Regions from separate parts of the Homo sapiens genome. Here region 2 is linked to region 1. The links are chromatin loops, found by intact Hi-C in ENCODE. Cell type or tissue: endothelial cell of umbilical vein. All regions are shown on one strand. Each heading gives the region's core, and the rest is flanking DNA. Links, peaks and the distances in the headings are about the cores only.

What was found. Hi-C counts contacts between places; a loop is a spot of excess contacts. Peaks named below come from ENCODE experiments on the same cell type or tissue, not always from the same donor. Only the 100,000 strongest peaks of a DNase experiment are listed, where the experiment ranks them.
Region 2: it touches region 1 in a loop (2.2-fold over the local background); 8 of 110 quality-filtered maps call a loop at or near these places.

Annotation. Positions count from the first base shown.
Region 1 is chr15:51,330,374-51,338,276 of GRCh38, forward strand. The region is part of intron 1 of CYP19A1 (cytochrome P450 family 19 subfamily A member 1); the gene reads right to left. Among named protein-coding and RNA genes, the nearest start is that of CYP19A1, 4.3 kb to the right of the region's middle. In endothelial cell of umbilical vein, for the core only: no CTCF peak of the experiment used is centred there; a DNase peak (open chromatin) is centred at 3,848; H3K27me3 peaks cover 2,553 bases.
Region 2 is chr15:51,276,680-51,284,582 of GRCh38, forward strand. All of the region lies in intron 1 of CYP19A1 (cytochrome P450 family 19 subfamily A member 1), which reads right to left. It overlaps MIR4713HG (MIR4713 host gene), which reads left to right. Exons shown (of 3, transcript NR_146310.1): 2 at 1,304-1,371. Among named protein-coding and RNA genes, the nearest start is that of MIR7973-1, 33 kb to the right of the region's middle. RefSeq lists a promoter at 5,503-5,882. In endothelial cell of umbilical vein, for the core only: a CTCF peak has its summit at 4,878 (motif pointing right); a DNase peak (open chromatin) is centred at 4,852; H3K27me3 peaks cover 2,976 bases.

The DNA.
Region 1 (7,903 bases), core at 1,443-5,442:
AATGTCAAGTGAGGAAAGGATTTATACACATACACCTGTAAACATGCACAACTGATCAGTAAAATATGAAAAAATCTTGCTATCATTAATAAAGTGATAAAAAATAAAATGATATGGTACCTTCTTCTGTCGTACATGGAGTTACACCACTGGTACTTGGCCCTTTGAGTCTAGAGCTCCAAAGAGAGCCCTGGGCAACAGGCAGGGTTTGGGTATGTGGTGGTCAGAGGCCTCGGCAGTGGATAAAATCACCAAGGAAGAGTCAACAGAGTGAGGATGTAGGGCACAACCCTGGAGAACACTAGCAGTTGGGTGCACAGAAGTTGAAGAACAGTTCAAGGAGGCTGAGAAGGAACAGTCGGAGAAGTAGGAGGAAAACCAAGAGAAAGTAGTGTCATGGAAGCTCAGAGAGGAAGGAATGTCAAGGAGGAGGAAGTGATGAAGAGCTTTGAAAGTTGCAGAGACTTCAAGTAAGATTGACCTTTAGACTGAAAAGTTTTCATTGTATTTTGCAAATAAGTCATCAGCGACCTTGGCAGGATGGGTTCAATGTTTGGTGGGAGAAGAAGCTACATGGCCGTGACGTGGCGAATGAATGAGGGATGAGGAAGCGCAGATGAGGAGTATAGCCACATTAAAGATGGCTGGTTGACTTTGGGAAGAATAAGGTTGTTTTGGAGTTGTAAGGAGACCCCCAGAATTGAGTTCCTGTTTTCTCCACCACAATTCTAAACCAATCGGGTGGTAGGATGAGAGCAAGGCAGATGGAGATCAAAACGTCAGCTTTATTAGGGATAAAGCTGACATTGGAAATGGTAACATTAAATGTTCAGCAACATTTTTTCCAAATGAGAAAGACAGACCCACTCATCACAGGCAGCACTGAACACCCGAGGCCTTCCTGCAGAGAGGCTGCCCCTGGAGAGCTGGAGCCACGTGAGAGTAGACTAGAATGAGAGCTTGCTGATAAGGCTGGCTACGAAAAGGAAAGAGGAGAGGTGAAGAAGATGAGTCAGCCAAGACATTCCTCCTCTCTGGGGAGAAGAAAAGGAGAAGCGGAAAGAGGACAAGGGGCATTTTAGGGAAATCTCTCCTCATGGAAATAAGGAATGGGGGCAAACCTGTAAATACTGACCCAGAAGGAGATAAGTATAGTTAGCATCTTTTTTTGCATCTTTGCAAGAGCATATGTATTTGTATGACCCAGAATGGTTATTTATGTGGTAGGACTGGATAGAATGGGGGCGAGTTCAGGGGGGCGCGACTTCTTGCTCTCTGTAAAGAAGAAAGGTACTGAAATCACACATGGCTTTACTATTTTTCACATTTGATTTTTAACACATACTGGTTAGTGACTTTTTGCAAATTATTATCATTACATAGCAACTCTATCTTATTCAGTGCTCTTTACATTTCATTTTGCTGGGTATTAACAGAGTAATTCTTTCCTGCTTTGTTATTTGCATTTGCCTGGTATTTTTTCTTGACTTTTTATTCTCAATTTTTATCACATTTGTTAAATGTGTTTATTTCTTGTATGTGTGTGTATATATATATATATACACACATACACACACACACATACATATATATATACAAGAAAGCATATAACTGTCTGCTTTTTATTTTACCAAATCTAATAGTCTCTTTTAAGAATAATTCTATTCACATTTAATAATACATTGAATTTTATTGCTTCTATTTTACTTAATATTTATTACTTATTTAAGCCCCCTTGATGTTCTTTATATTAATTAGTTATCAAGTTTCTGTTCAATTATTTTCTTTCTCTTCTTAATTTGGGAGCTCTAGTCTAGTTTTTCATTCTACCAGGTCCTTCTCCTTTTTGTCACTGGTAGTCAAACTCATTCTTTTATTCCATTATACCAACATAAGAGTCCAACTATTTCCCCAGATTCTCTCCTCTCCTGCTGTTCCTCCTCCCCCAGCATGAGGCCTTTAGGACGCTTTCACTTCCCACTCTCACACACCAATGTGAGACCTGTGGAAACTTCACTTCCCCTCTTTCTCCTTTAGAACTTTTTGTTCCAGGCTATTGTTAACATTTCCCTTGAAATATGTCTCTTCTATTTTCAGCAATTATATTACACATTCCTGAACTGTCTATTATTATCTGTCTGAATTTAACTGACGATGTGTTGTAAGGCTCCTTGCTCACCACTAATTTTTTTCTCCCTTTTCCTCCTCTTTCCATCCTGTAGCCTTTAAGCTGATTCATCTATTGTTTGGTTAGATCTTAACACCCTTTTATCTGGTGGAAGATATGGGTGACAGGTCTTTTCCTTGCATATTCTCAACTATGTTTCCTTGACCCTGACAGAGGAGTGGGGTCTTGCTACAGGATTCTTGGTGTGCAGTGTTTTTCTCTCAGTAATCTTCACACGATTGGCCTCAATCATCCCTACTTCAGGTGTCATAGAAGAGAAAGTTGATGCCCCCATGATCCTTCTTCCCCTATAAGTCACTTGTACTTTCTTTCTGGAAGACTGTAAGATTTTCTTTTCATCCTTAGACTTCTGGAATTTCTCAACCTATGAATCATTTGTCTTGCCCATAACTTGCCAAAACCTTCCAATAGGCAGACTCAGGCCCTTTCTTAACTTGGGAAATTTACTTCCTATTAACTACTACTTTTCTTTCCTTCAGCTACTGAATTTGTCTGCAGATCTTGTCATTTGGTTCCAGAAAGTCTTTTTGTGCTCTACTGGAATGTTTATGTCCTAACGTTAATATTTTAAATGTATTACTGTTCCCTAGTGGCTTGGTTTCATGTGAGCCTCTTCTAAGAGCATTGCTGTGCCCCCTAAGTATAAGGGTAATGTTTTCTTTTGTCTGCTCTCTGGGCTCAGGGCCAGCAGCTGAGGTGCCTTCTCAGAAGGGACAAAAATGGTGGTTCTCAATCCCCTATCAAGTCACTGGCGGGGAGACTCTCATTTTCCTGTTTTCTCACATCTCCCAGGCTCAGGAGTAGAGATAGACTCAGCACACCTGTACAACTCCCTTACCTCATCCAGCCAGATCCATCTGCCAGGATACTCACTGATGCCCAGATACTGGTGCCCTCTTATGATTACAGAATCGGGGGTGGTTTGGAGACCATGTGTTTACTCATACAGCTTTAAGAAAGTAGCACATGTTTAGGGTCCACAGTTTGACCTAAAAAGTCACATTTTCTAGAACTCAGCACTTTCTTGTTTCATTTGGAAAGGTGGTTTTAAAGGCTGAAGTTGGCCCTGGTGGAGGTCAGAGATCATACGTGGTTTCCATAGTGACAGAAGCCAGTGCAAGTCTTGGCAATAAAAGGTAAGCTTCTCTTAGCCGGGGCCACTCCTCTGGTCCCTGGCTTGAGTCTCCAGGCTCAGCAGATGGGGTGTCATCTTCTCCAGGCTTAATATTGGCAGGAATCCCTTTTGGTCACTCCCAACCAGTCTCTCTGGAGAGGTGAGGCATATCTATTCTAGCTTGTTACTCTGCCTTTGCAACCCAGGAATGAAAGGTCTTAGGCTATCAGGCCCCAAATTCACTTTTTTTTTAGGACCTATATGCACCTATTCACTGCAGAGATGACAGTTCCCCTACATGGTTTTTAGGAAATCATGTTCTTACATCATTGATCTCTTAAAATCCTCCTTAATCTGCTAGACCAGGCTTGGCTTTCTTTCCTGACTAGCTTACACATTCTAGCATTCAGTGTCTGCTCCAGGTTTGTTTTTAAGCCTTGGAGCCAAGTGCCAGTCTGAGCTGTTTTCCACTCCATCACTTTGAATCATTTCCCTGCTCTATTGTTTCACTTCCTGTCCATCATTTTGAGCATTCCTCAGTGGCCCAAGATGGGGGCCAAAAATTTCCTACTTTTGATAAACAGGGCATGGGTGAACGTTGATGAGGTTTCAACAATGTGACCTTGGGCAGATCACTTAAACCTCCTGAGCCCTGACTTCCTCATCTGTGAAATGCTTATAAAACCTGCCCTGCCCCGTTCACAGGCTTATTATGGAACTCAAATGACATGAGAAAGCACTTTGAAAACTGAAGTGCTCTACACATGTAAGGCTTTGTTTTATCTTTCAAAAACAGTGGCTCGAGTTCCATAAGTGGAGCTTTGCAGTATTAACTTACTTCTGTGGATTTTGCAGTTTCAAATTCATGAGCCATTCTCATGATTGCACAGAATCCACTCTTAGAGCTTCCTTTACATTTTCATTGTTTCTGAAAACAATCACTTTTTCATTTATTGAAAGGCCATCACTCCAGGTGAAAAAGGAAAAGATTTCTTTCTACAGCCTGTCACGGTTACAATTTAAAGCCTACTAATGTTGGAATGGCAGATTCAGGTGGTTGATGTGGTAGATGTGGAGATGTGGGGACCTGAGGGTCCCCCTTCAAGAAAGGACTGACTGCCTGGCTGCAGAGATTAAGATTAAAGCATGCTTCAGCTGCAGAGAGCCACCTGGCCCCAGGTCATACCTTCCCAGGGCATCCCACATCTGTCCTGTGACTGAGTGAGGTAGGTAAAAGCCCAGTCACTCTGGCCTGACACAGGACACTCTGATGAGCAATACACAATCCAGAGCTTCCCAGTGGGTTGGCTGAGGCTTTGCAGGGTTGGACTGTGCTGGATTTCTCCCTCTGCCCAATCCTGCTTCTCCTTCTTTCCTTCATAGGTGCTGATCCCTAATAACCATTTTGTACTCCAAATTCCATCTCAGCACTTGTTTCCAGAGAATCTGATCTGTGACAATTGGGTACACTACACTAGAAAGGTGGAGTGGGGTGGGGTGGGAGGGCATGTTTGTTGCAAAGAAGGAGAGAAAACAATGGGAAGTGGGGATTTGAAATGGCATCACCTTCACAACCACAGACAGCTCCACGTCAAACAATGAGTGGGCAACTCAAAGGTCTAAGACACTGCTACTACGATAGGCGGAAATCTGTTGTTACCAGCCCGACTTGGACCAAAATCTCACAACGGAAGCAATATCATCTATTCTTATTCCCAACCCTAGAGATAAGCAGATTTGGTGCTCTTACCTGGAAGCACCAAAGGCTAACTTCCAAGAAAATGCTAACAACACACTGTGTTTTATACAAAAACCCCTACTAGTATCAAGATTGGCTAAATGATCTAAATTTAGTCACGGTTCTGTTTTTCAACTACCTTTTTACATACAGATGAAAGAGAAAGTTACATTTTCTAGAACTCAGCACTTCCTTATTTCCAGGTGGTTTTAAAGGCTGAAGTTGGCCCTGGTGGAGGTCAGAGATCATACATGGTTTCCATAGTGACAGAAGCCACTGCAAGTCTTGGCAGTAAAAGGTAATCTTTTAAAATGAAAATCTGTCATCCATCTACCGACTCCTCCCCATCCCACACACACGTAAAACTCCTCATTTGTTTCCCATTGCTTTTACAGTAAAGGCCTCAGCCCTACAAGGAAGGTCCCACCCACAGAGTCTGGTCCCTGCCTTGGTTACAGCCTCATTTCACTCCCTCCTCCTTGCTCCTGACGCTCCATGTGGCACCGCATTGGCTTCTTACGGTTCCTCAAATAAGCCATGCCATCTCCTGCCATAGGGCCTTGAACGTGTTGTTCCTCCTCTCTGCAATTCTCCTCACCCCTATCTTCGCCTAGTTTACAACTCAGCTTCAGGTGCCAACACAAGCATCCTTTTCTCAGGGAAGCCTTCCCTGAACCACACATCCAACTCTAGGACAGGCTCTTCAGTGATATGATCTCAAGGAACTGCATTCCTTTCTTCCAGAGCATTTGTCTCGTGGCCGCATTTAGAATTGCACCCTCATGTCTAATATTGTTTGGTAAATCTGTCTCCCCACTCCAGGCTTCAGGAATGATGCCTGGCTTTGCTCTCCATGCTATTCCTGGCTCCTGGCACAGTTCCTGGCAGATAGTAGGCACCCAATTACCATTTGCTGAGTAAATGAATACATGAAAGAATAAAAGAAAGAAAAAAGGGAGAATTGCTGACTTTGGTTGGATGGTGTGAAGTTTCTTGGGGTTTAACAGTAGGAATGGGGAGTTAAAACCATAAGAGGCTGAGTGGAAGATGCATGTGGTGACAACTTTTAGGGTGGCTCTCTCCCTAATCACCAGTGTGGTGGAAGGGTGGTGGGGCAGTAAAACCATCAAAAGTCACAGTGTAGCTGTCAATCTCATCACTGAAGACAAGAATACCCAAGTGCCAGGCCAGGAAAATTATTTACTTCACAATCAGGAAGAAATGCTGTGGAACTAAAGTTGGGGTATATTCTTGAATTTGATTTTATTCTCCAGAGCCCTAAAGTTAACCAGCTGGAATCATTTTTAAGGACCATTCTATTTAACTTTTGGAAATGAAGCATCTGCCTTTTAATGGAAAAACTACTTCTCATTGTAAAGATAGCACACAATGTTCTTGGCTGCTTTGGTCTCCAAAAAAAGGGAATTGAGATATCTCCCTGTGTCCGCATTATATCCTGAGCCTCCTGTGTCAACAAAACAGGCCAGATTGATAGCTTTTTTTTTTTTTTAATAATAAGTAAAAAGTAGCAGCCCATTCTGTGAAGTATCAGGCAGGGCAGGCTATGCAGGCATATCTGCCTCTCAAGAAATCTCAAGAGGCTTAGGGATTCACACTGAAAGGCTCCATATAACCAACCTCAAAGCCATGGTATTCAGACGAGAACCCAAGTTTATCGTGCATTCAAAAGTTCTGTTCCTCAAAAAGCATCTACAAAGTGTGATTAGCTAATGAATCCATTAATCAAATATTCCTACTTGGCACAAGTCCCTGCTGTGAGAGGACAGTTAAGATAGGTCCCTGCCTTAAGAATATTGTAACCCAACTGAAGAAATAGGATGTGGAAGAACTAAGATGTCGATTAACAGCACAAGGCACAGAAGAACTAAAGTGTCAACTAACAGCACAAGGCACACACAGTGTAAGTCTCAGCCAGTTCATATGGCCCATATCCAACAATACCAACCCGTGTTGAACATTTATTATACAAGTGCTTTACAAGTATTTTCTTATTAAAGCTTCACAACCCTATGAAATAGATACAATTACAGTCTCTTTAAAGAACTTGAGTAGCATATCTAAAGTCATGCAGTTAAAAAACAGTTTCAAGGTCAGGTCTGATTCCAAAGCCCAGGTGCATAACCACAGAGCCCCTGCAGCTTGTAGAGCTCACAGTGCTTGGGACTGGCCTAGGAAGTCAAGGCTAGATGAGGAAGGGTACTCGGAGTTAGGCCTTAAAGTGGGCAACACTGAAATAGGCCAGTGATGGAGATAGGTCACTGTGTGGCACTGCGGTGGAAAGAGGGTTGGAGAGAGAAGATAGAGGAGAAGAGGAAAGAGGGCAGAGCATGGCAGCTGCTTGGGCACAGCCACTTTAGGGTGAGAGATGAGTGAAGATGTCTACCTTGTAGGCCATATCAACATGTCCCCCTTCTTCTGTGAAAAATGCCATCATCCCACACAGGAAGAGTTGGAGAGGGATCTGACAGTGGAGTCTGGTAGGAAAGGAGTCTGGCTTTTCATTTGCGCTTCCTTCTGCCCCTCTTGCCCCAGAGCAATATCCCAGGCTTTCCACCAACCCAGCCCACGGGGTGGCCATGCTACAAGCCTTTTGAGTCCTGCATCCCAAGAGGGGCAGCTTCTTGGCCTGAAGTTGTCTAATAGAGCCTGCCTGGCTCCAAGCAGGCCTCATCTCTGCTCTGTCTACTGGATCTGGGCTCTGAACTGGGGTGGGAGGTGGGGAAATGGGGAGGCTGGTTCAGGCTACCACTTCCTCTCCTCACCATTGGATAGCCAGCCTTTCAAGGAAAGTAGGGGGCCAGTTCTGTGGCATAGAACAGTATAGTTCTTAGGCCCTCCTATT
Region 2 (7,903 bases), core at 2,680-6,679, 52 kb before region 1:
TAAAAAATTTCTGCAATTCAATCTAAAACACCCAACTTTCTAACTTCAAGCAAAGTCTCCACAAAAATGAATTCTTCCTGCCTGAAGTCGGTAGCAGTAACAGAAATACAAGTCATAAGCAGCTTTTAAAATCAAACGTAATCATAATGTGCTATTGAGGTGCCTTTGCTTAGAGGAGCAACTGTAAGTCCCAAAATTTGTGGGATTGTGTTGGTTTTGAATGCCCTGACCCATTACCAAGCTTTGTATTCAGACAAAGCATCCCATTTTCTGGTTCCAAGAGAATGTCAGCATACAGTTCAATTTAAAGAGGTATTTGCACCTCTGAAAGGGCACAAAAAAAAAGAGAGAGAGAGAAAGAGAAAGAAAGAAAAAAGAAATAAAGAAAGAAAAAGAGAGAAAGTGGTACAAGCAGTTCTTATAAAAAATAAAACTATGTGTCACTATTTCAACTTGTCTTTATTGAAACTGCAATTTTCTAGTCTGTTTTCTTAGATCTGCAGTATCTCTGTGTAACACTGTTTCCAAGCTCAATTAGGAGGATTTTTATTTCATCCCCATAAAATATCTCCTTTTTTATGCCCTTTGAGTGCCCCAAGTGGGTTTATAATTACGCAATCTTTATTGAAGGAGTACAGATGAAGTAACAATTCTCATTTCTAATTCCAATTTTCTGGAAAGACATTTAAGTCTTCAATCCCTGGGTACCTGAAAAAAGCAAACAAGGTACAGATGCCTGTAATTTTTCCTATTTTTAGTTTTGGAACGAATCTTTTCTTACGGCAATGAAAGCAAATGAAAAAACCAGTCCTTGAACACTTGCAACAAAAGACTATCACTTTCTACTGGAATTGACATTGGATTAAAAAGCTAAAGTTTGAAAGTAAAATTATTTTGCTACTCTTTAAATATTTAAGCAGTATGAAAATAAATTAGAAAATAAATACGCGTATTTCCCTAATAGTGCACACCACTTGGGTGACATTCTGTATACTCCTATTTTTGCCATGATGTGGATTTTTTTCCCATCAAATGAAAACCTACAGAAATAAATTCTGAAACAGATAGATTGTTCCCCTCCTTCCATTCTCATGCCAATGAAATATTTCAAGTGAACTGTTTTCTGATCACAAATATCACGTTTTTTTAAAAAAATCAAAAAGCAGTTATTTAAAAGAATACATACTATTATTAAAAGTTAGTCAAGACCAACTAATAAGACCTCAAAAATGAACATATTTCAAAGAATTTTGTTCTCTTCAATAGTTGCATGAGTTTTTTTTTTTTTTTTTTTTTTCCCCAGGAAAATGTGCAAATATCAAGGTTACCTGGGTCTGCTGGTCACTTCTAGTTTTTGGACTCTTGAAGATGGTGAGTTTTGCTAATGATGCGCGGCTGTTTAAGAACCAGGTGGCTTTTCTGGCAATCACTCTTCGTGTGCCATCTTTTATAAAGGTGCTTCTTGTTGCTAAGAGATCAGTTGCTTAGAGACCAAACCATTAAAAAAATATATATGTCAGGGGCCAACATAAATTATAGCCAAATTTTGTCATTTCAGCTCGCCCCCTGAATGTTTGGCTTTTGTAATAGATCGTAGCGTACCAAGAGAAGCTAATTACTAATCACAAATAGAAAACTGACCATGAGGAGGAGAAAAGATCTGTGCGTACGCTCCTGTGAACAGAGAGTAATATCATGCCTCCCTTCCATGGAGTTACATAGTTGCTGGGCTCTCTGAAACTTTGGCTCCTCGTAGGGGGTCCTAGACATATGCCGTAAAAATAGATTCATGCACACACATAGATACCTGTCCCAGGAAAACTTGAATGCAGGGTGGAGTATGAAGATGTGGGAATTGTGGGGCTACTTTACAGTCTTTTTCTAAGGAAAATTAAAGAAAAATGCACTGCTTAGGAAAATGTATGTCGGAAATCCGAAGTGATCTTAGCCTTTAGCCAGATGTTTTATGTGTGAACGTGATTGTCACTGCATCAGGTTCAGTTGTGTACACCTGGGGTTCAGGGGGTGCTTGGGTAAAAGTCTCTCTACCTTCTATTTTCTCTCCTGTACTGAGATATGGCATCCTCTGAGGGAGGAAATACAATCGGTTAAGTAAGGTAAGGTTTGACTTGGGGAGAGGAGCCTTTCTCTCTTTTCCTGGTGACACTGCCCCTTGAGACCCTCCTCTCAAATTTACTGTCGGCTAAATACTGTCCCACATAGGGACATTTACATTTTAGGAACACATTTTTAAATGAAAGACTCAAGTTCCTTTAAGATTTAATGGAATAGTGGCATTCCAAGCTTCTTAACAGGTAGGATGCAAGATCTTTGGAGGCAAAATAAAGCTGGATGCGAGCCTCCACTGGATAACTCCATAACACACCTCCTTCCTGCATTTCTCCTTTTTCTACCTCCTCCATTCTTCAAGGTCTCTGTGACTCTGTCCTGGGTGAGAAGAAAGCAAGCAAGTAAGAGACCAAAGACTTGGATTAAAAGCAAGATGAGAAGTAAAAAGAGTACCTAGTGATTTAAAGATTTGTTCCCTTCCTAGCCTCCAAAGTGCTTGCCATTCAAGAAGCCTTCATGCCCTCAGCTTTATTGGGAGGGCATCCTGGAATGAACCCCACTGCGCAGGAGAGGCAAGGTGAGGCCTGGGGGCTGGGATGGGAGCCCAGCAGGAAGATGAGAAGGTTCCCATTCCACTCTGTAGTGCTGGTCACTGTCAGATTGGCATCAACCCCCACATCTCCATCTACAAAGTAGGTGGAAGACCCACAACCAACTTGAATTTGAAGTAGAGATATATGCCAGAAAAAAAGAAAAGAATGAAGACCTGGGCAAGTGGGATGTGGCTAAGGCTCAGAAGAAATTTCCTCAGCAAGAGGAAAAAAACACTGACTTCCCCCAAACCAAGCTATGAGTGAAAACTGACACATGCACCGATGACATATACATTTCCCTTAAAGTCTCTTCCTTCTAATTCCCCAAATTTCTCTTTGTGGCTTATATTTTGGGATAGAAATGGAAGCAGAAAGGGCTAATAGGGAATTAAAGGTGGAAAAGGCAAGAGAAATAATAATGTCTGGGTATACAGTTGCTGCCTAGCACCTGCTAGGTGAAGGAATGAGAGAGAAAAGAGGAGGCTGAAAGAGAAAGAGGCTGTGAACTCACTTTATGTTCCTTGAGGGCAGAAACTGTTGTATTCTCCTCTTTTCCCAATTCCAAGTGTTTGCATGGGGCTTTTGCATTTAGAATGCGATTAAATGTTTTTGTTAACTTCGAAGTCAAAGGAGAAACAGAGAGAGAAGGGATGGGTCTAAGGGGGTTGAACTGTTACTCCATCCTAGACCCCATGTGACTGGCTCCCTCCATAAGAGCCCGCTCTGCTCACATTTGTACTTTGGACTTAGATCTAAAACTAAAAGCCTGCCCTTCTTTTTTTTTTTTTTTTTTTTTTGAGACGGAGTCTCGCTCTGTCGCCCAGGCTGGAGTGCAGTGGCACGATCTCGGCTCACTGCAACCTCTGCCTCCGCCTCCAGAGTAGCTGGGACTACAGGCGCCCGCCACCATGCCCGGCTAATTTTTTTTGTATTTTTTAGTAGAGACGGGGTTTCACAGTCTTAGCCAGGATGGTCTTGATCTCCTGACCTCGTGATCCACCCCCCTTGGCCTCCCAAAGGGCTGGGATTACAGGTGTGAGCCACCACGCCCAGCCAAAGCCTGCCCTTCTTCTTATCTATCCATCCTGGTCTCCCCATTTTAGGGGGGCTCTGGTTTGGCTCTTTCTGCCTTGTGGCCATTTGCCTTGGACTCTTAGCTTTGACCTCTAGGACATGAGGTCCTACACCTCATTTTGGCCACTTCCTACCTATCAGGAGGTGACTTGGGCACCATTCTGGACACTAGTCCTTGGCAGGCTCCAGGTTCTCATCTACATGGGTGGAGGTGGGGAGATACTGTGGTCTGTAATGAGCCACTGCCCTCACTCAGTGTGGTGTGGTGAAGAAAATAGGCTTGGACCCATGAGGGCTTGGCTTACAAATGTTCCAACTTGAACCTTGGAAAAAAAATTTTGGTACAGCTGTAACTGTGTCAACGAATGTAGTCCAGTGTCATTTTGGGTCTTGCAGTGTGGCAGGTCACTTGTCCACAGGTACCTGGACCACAGCACTCTCACATCCTGACCAACCACTGCTGGGAAGCTGCCCAGCCCACATGAGCTCCATATTCCAGTCTCAGGAATGGGAAGACAGCACAGTGAGAGATGCCAAGCTCCGGGGCATCCTCTGTGGAATTGACTGCCACTGCAGGCCCAGGCGCCCGTTACTGGGGAAACCAGTGTTCCCTGATGCCACCCCCACTGAGCATCCAGAGACCCTGATGCTATCTATTGCCTACTGCCCAGCTGCTGCTAACTCCGCCAGGACTTGCTCTTTCCCAGTGGAAAATTCAGCAGACAACATTTCTAGAAATGCTCACACAGCCCCCTTGCTACACAGCCCCTTCTACTTTAGAAAGGACCCACTCCTACCCCAGGAAGACTCCAGTGTAGTGACCACAACTCTATTCTGTTTCTCCAGGAAACTGTTCTTAGAAGAGGCCTGAAGAGAAACATGACTGACTAGGTAAGATTAGAGGCTATACCAGATGTTTGGGTCACTCTCTGGAGGTTCCTGGGGCAGCAAGTAGAAGCTCAGCCAGTACTACGCAAGGGGGCTTTTTCCAAGCCCTTTCAGGGGCCATGTCCTGGACAGAAACCTACCCTGAGGAGCCAGAGCACTGCGGGCAGGAGAGGAGGACCTGCCTGGAGAAGTCACATCCAGACATACAGCCCGGCAGCTCCTATGGAAAAGCAGGACTTGAGCAACAGGGGGCAGCAAAGCACAACCGCCTTCTTCAGCTGAGCCCTAGGGCAGCCTTGGGAGGCAGGCAGTGAGGGGCAGGAGAGTTGGCCCCCCTCTCAGGGGACAGCTGCTTGGCTGGCCAGAGGTAATGGCCAAGTTTGAATCTGAAGTAGAGATATATGCCAGAAAAAAAAAAGAAAAGAATGATGCCCTGGGCAAGTGGGATGTGGCTAAGGCTCAGAAGAAATTTCCTCAGCAAGAGTAAAGGGTACACTGACTTCCCCCAACCCAAGTTATGACTGAAAACTGACACATACACCAATGACATATACATTTTCCCTTAAGTCTCTTCCTTCTAATTCCCCAAATTTCTCTTTGTGGCTCATATTTTGGGATAGAAATGGAAGCAGAAAGGGAAGGGCTAAGAAGGAATTAGAGGTAGAAAAGGCAAGAAAAATAATAATGAGAATAAACCAAATAAAGAGAAATAAACCAAGCTTGCCCCTTGTTGGTTCCCTCTCTGAATTCTGAAAAATCCTTGTCACAGTCCACAGGGACCTCTGGAATGAGAAGAACTGAGACAGAGAGGCTGGAGTAAAGGAGCAGCAGACCTCCAGACACATGATGATAGTTACCCTTGCTGATTTCACCCCTTTCTCCGGTCTTACTTCATCCTTGTAGATGGAGCCCCTAAGATACAACACTTCATCTTCTTGTTGGGAAAAAGCTGAGTGTTGGGAAAAAAAGCTGAGGCAGGGCTTGCATGTCTGACATAATGTCCAGGGCTCAGTGCATAAAACCCCTCGTGGCCTCTGGAATGAGTCTAGACTTGCTGGCTCCTTGCTTCTAGCTTAAACTGGAAGAACATGCTCCCTATTATCTCAAGTAGCAGAATATGTTCCATATGCTTCAAAGGAAATGCTAAACTATCACAGCTGTAGATCATGTGCTTGCCCTTTTGACCCACACATTCTCACCACCTGTTTCTTTGTTTGACCACCAATAAATAGTCTGGGCTTCCAGAGCTCAGGGCCTTCACAGCCTCCATACTTGCGTTGGCCACCTGGACCCACTTTCTCTCTCAAACTGTCTTTTCTCTTTCCTTTGACTCTGCCAGACTTCGTTGCCCCAAGGCCTGGTGTTGGATCTGATCACCCCAACATTCCTGGCTGCCCAACGTGGGGCGACAAAGGCCCTGGTGAAGGAACACTAGAGCATGTGAAAGCAGGGGATGCATTGTCAAAGGACACCCAAGGATGACTAAAGGAAGCTTGGTGGGAAAGCTGAGGGCTCGGAAGAACCAGGGTAACAACAGGACAAAGTGAAAGCAAATATTCTGCTTATTTAAGTTTCTTAAGGCATTTATTATGAAGAGTGGGGGTGAAAGTTAGTACTCAGAATTTGTTATCACTCTTTAGTACGGTAAAGGAGTTTTGCCCATGGTTCCTGGAACAAGGGACTATGGAGTTGGATGAATGGGAGATAATTGGCAGAGATTTTAAAAAGGCGTATAAAGATGGAGCAAAAATTCCAGTTTTTTTTGGTCAATGTGAGTGATAATAAAGGCAGCTTTTGAGCCATTTCAAACAGATGATGAGGTAGATTCAGATGAGGAAGAGGAGGACGAGTGTAAAGAACTAATTTCAGATTCTGAATGTGAGGAACAGAAACCGGAGGAAATTAAAGAAAGGGAAACTGAAAGAAGTATGTTTTACTAGCCCGTTGGCTCCACCTGCTGAATTAAGTGAATGGCCACCTCTTCTCTCTCCCATTAATGGGCGAGAAAATGAATTAGCTGAAAAACACCACTCCTGTAGTTGCAACATTAAAACCTGGAGCAATTGGTGGTGCTATACAAAATTCTATTCAAAAAGCTAGAGCCGAGGGAGACCTTGAAGTATGGCAATTTCCCATTACTATAATCCAGCAAGGAGGGAAGGAATTCAAGCAAGCCATTACTCTGAATACGTTAAGGCTTGCGATGGCATTGGAGGTAACTTACATAAGGCTACTCTTTCAGCTCAGGCTATGGCTGGATTAAGAGTAGGAAAGAATATGCCCCATTTCTCAGGCTCTTGTTCCAATTGTCGGCAATTTGGACACAAAAAAGGAATGTAGAAAAGGAAATCAAAAGGCAAGAACTACTACCGTCAATCAACAGAAAAGCCCTGGTGTATGCCCCCATTGTAAAAAAGGCAATCACTGGGCAAATCAGTGTCGTTCTAAAGATGGACAACCTCTTTCAGGAAATGGGAAGAGTGGCCCACCTCAGGCCCCTCAACAAACCGAGGCATACCCGGCACAGCCAGTGCCCTCACAAGCGTACAACAATTGTCCCCTGCCACAGCAGGCAGTGTTGCCATAGACCTTTGCAGCACAATTACCATCTCCCTGTTTCCTGGGGAGCTGCCAAAAAAGGTCCCTACGGGAGTTAGAGGACGCTTACCCTCAGGAACAGTTGGTCTATTACTTGGAAGGTCTAGTCTAAATTTGAAAGGTGTTGCTGTGCATACAGGAATAATTGACTCTGATTATACCAGAGAAATTCAATTAGTTATTAGTTCCTCAACTCTGTGGTCTGCCTCCCCAGGAGAAAGAATTGCTCAGTTGCTGCTGCTACCCTAAACAAAACTAGGAAGCAGCACAGTGAAAGAACAGGCGACTTTGGTAGTACTAATCCTGCAGGAAAGGCTGTATATTGGGTTAATCAAGTGTCTGACAAAAGACCTATTTGCATAGTGACTATTTAGGGAAAGGATTTTGAAGGACTAGTAGATACTGGAGCTGATGTCTCTATTATTGCTCTAAATCAATGACCCCGACACTGGCCCAAACAAAAGGCTTCCATGGGTATCATTGGCGTAGGAACCGCCTCAGAGGTTTTTCACAGTTCCTTGATTTTACCATGTCAAGGACTGGATGGCCAGGAAGGGACAATTCAGTCTATTATTACACCTATTCCTGTCAATTTATGGGGAAGAGACTTATTGCAACAATGGGATGCTGAAATATCTATTCCTATGGATCAATATAGTAATAATAGTAGACAAATGATG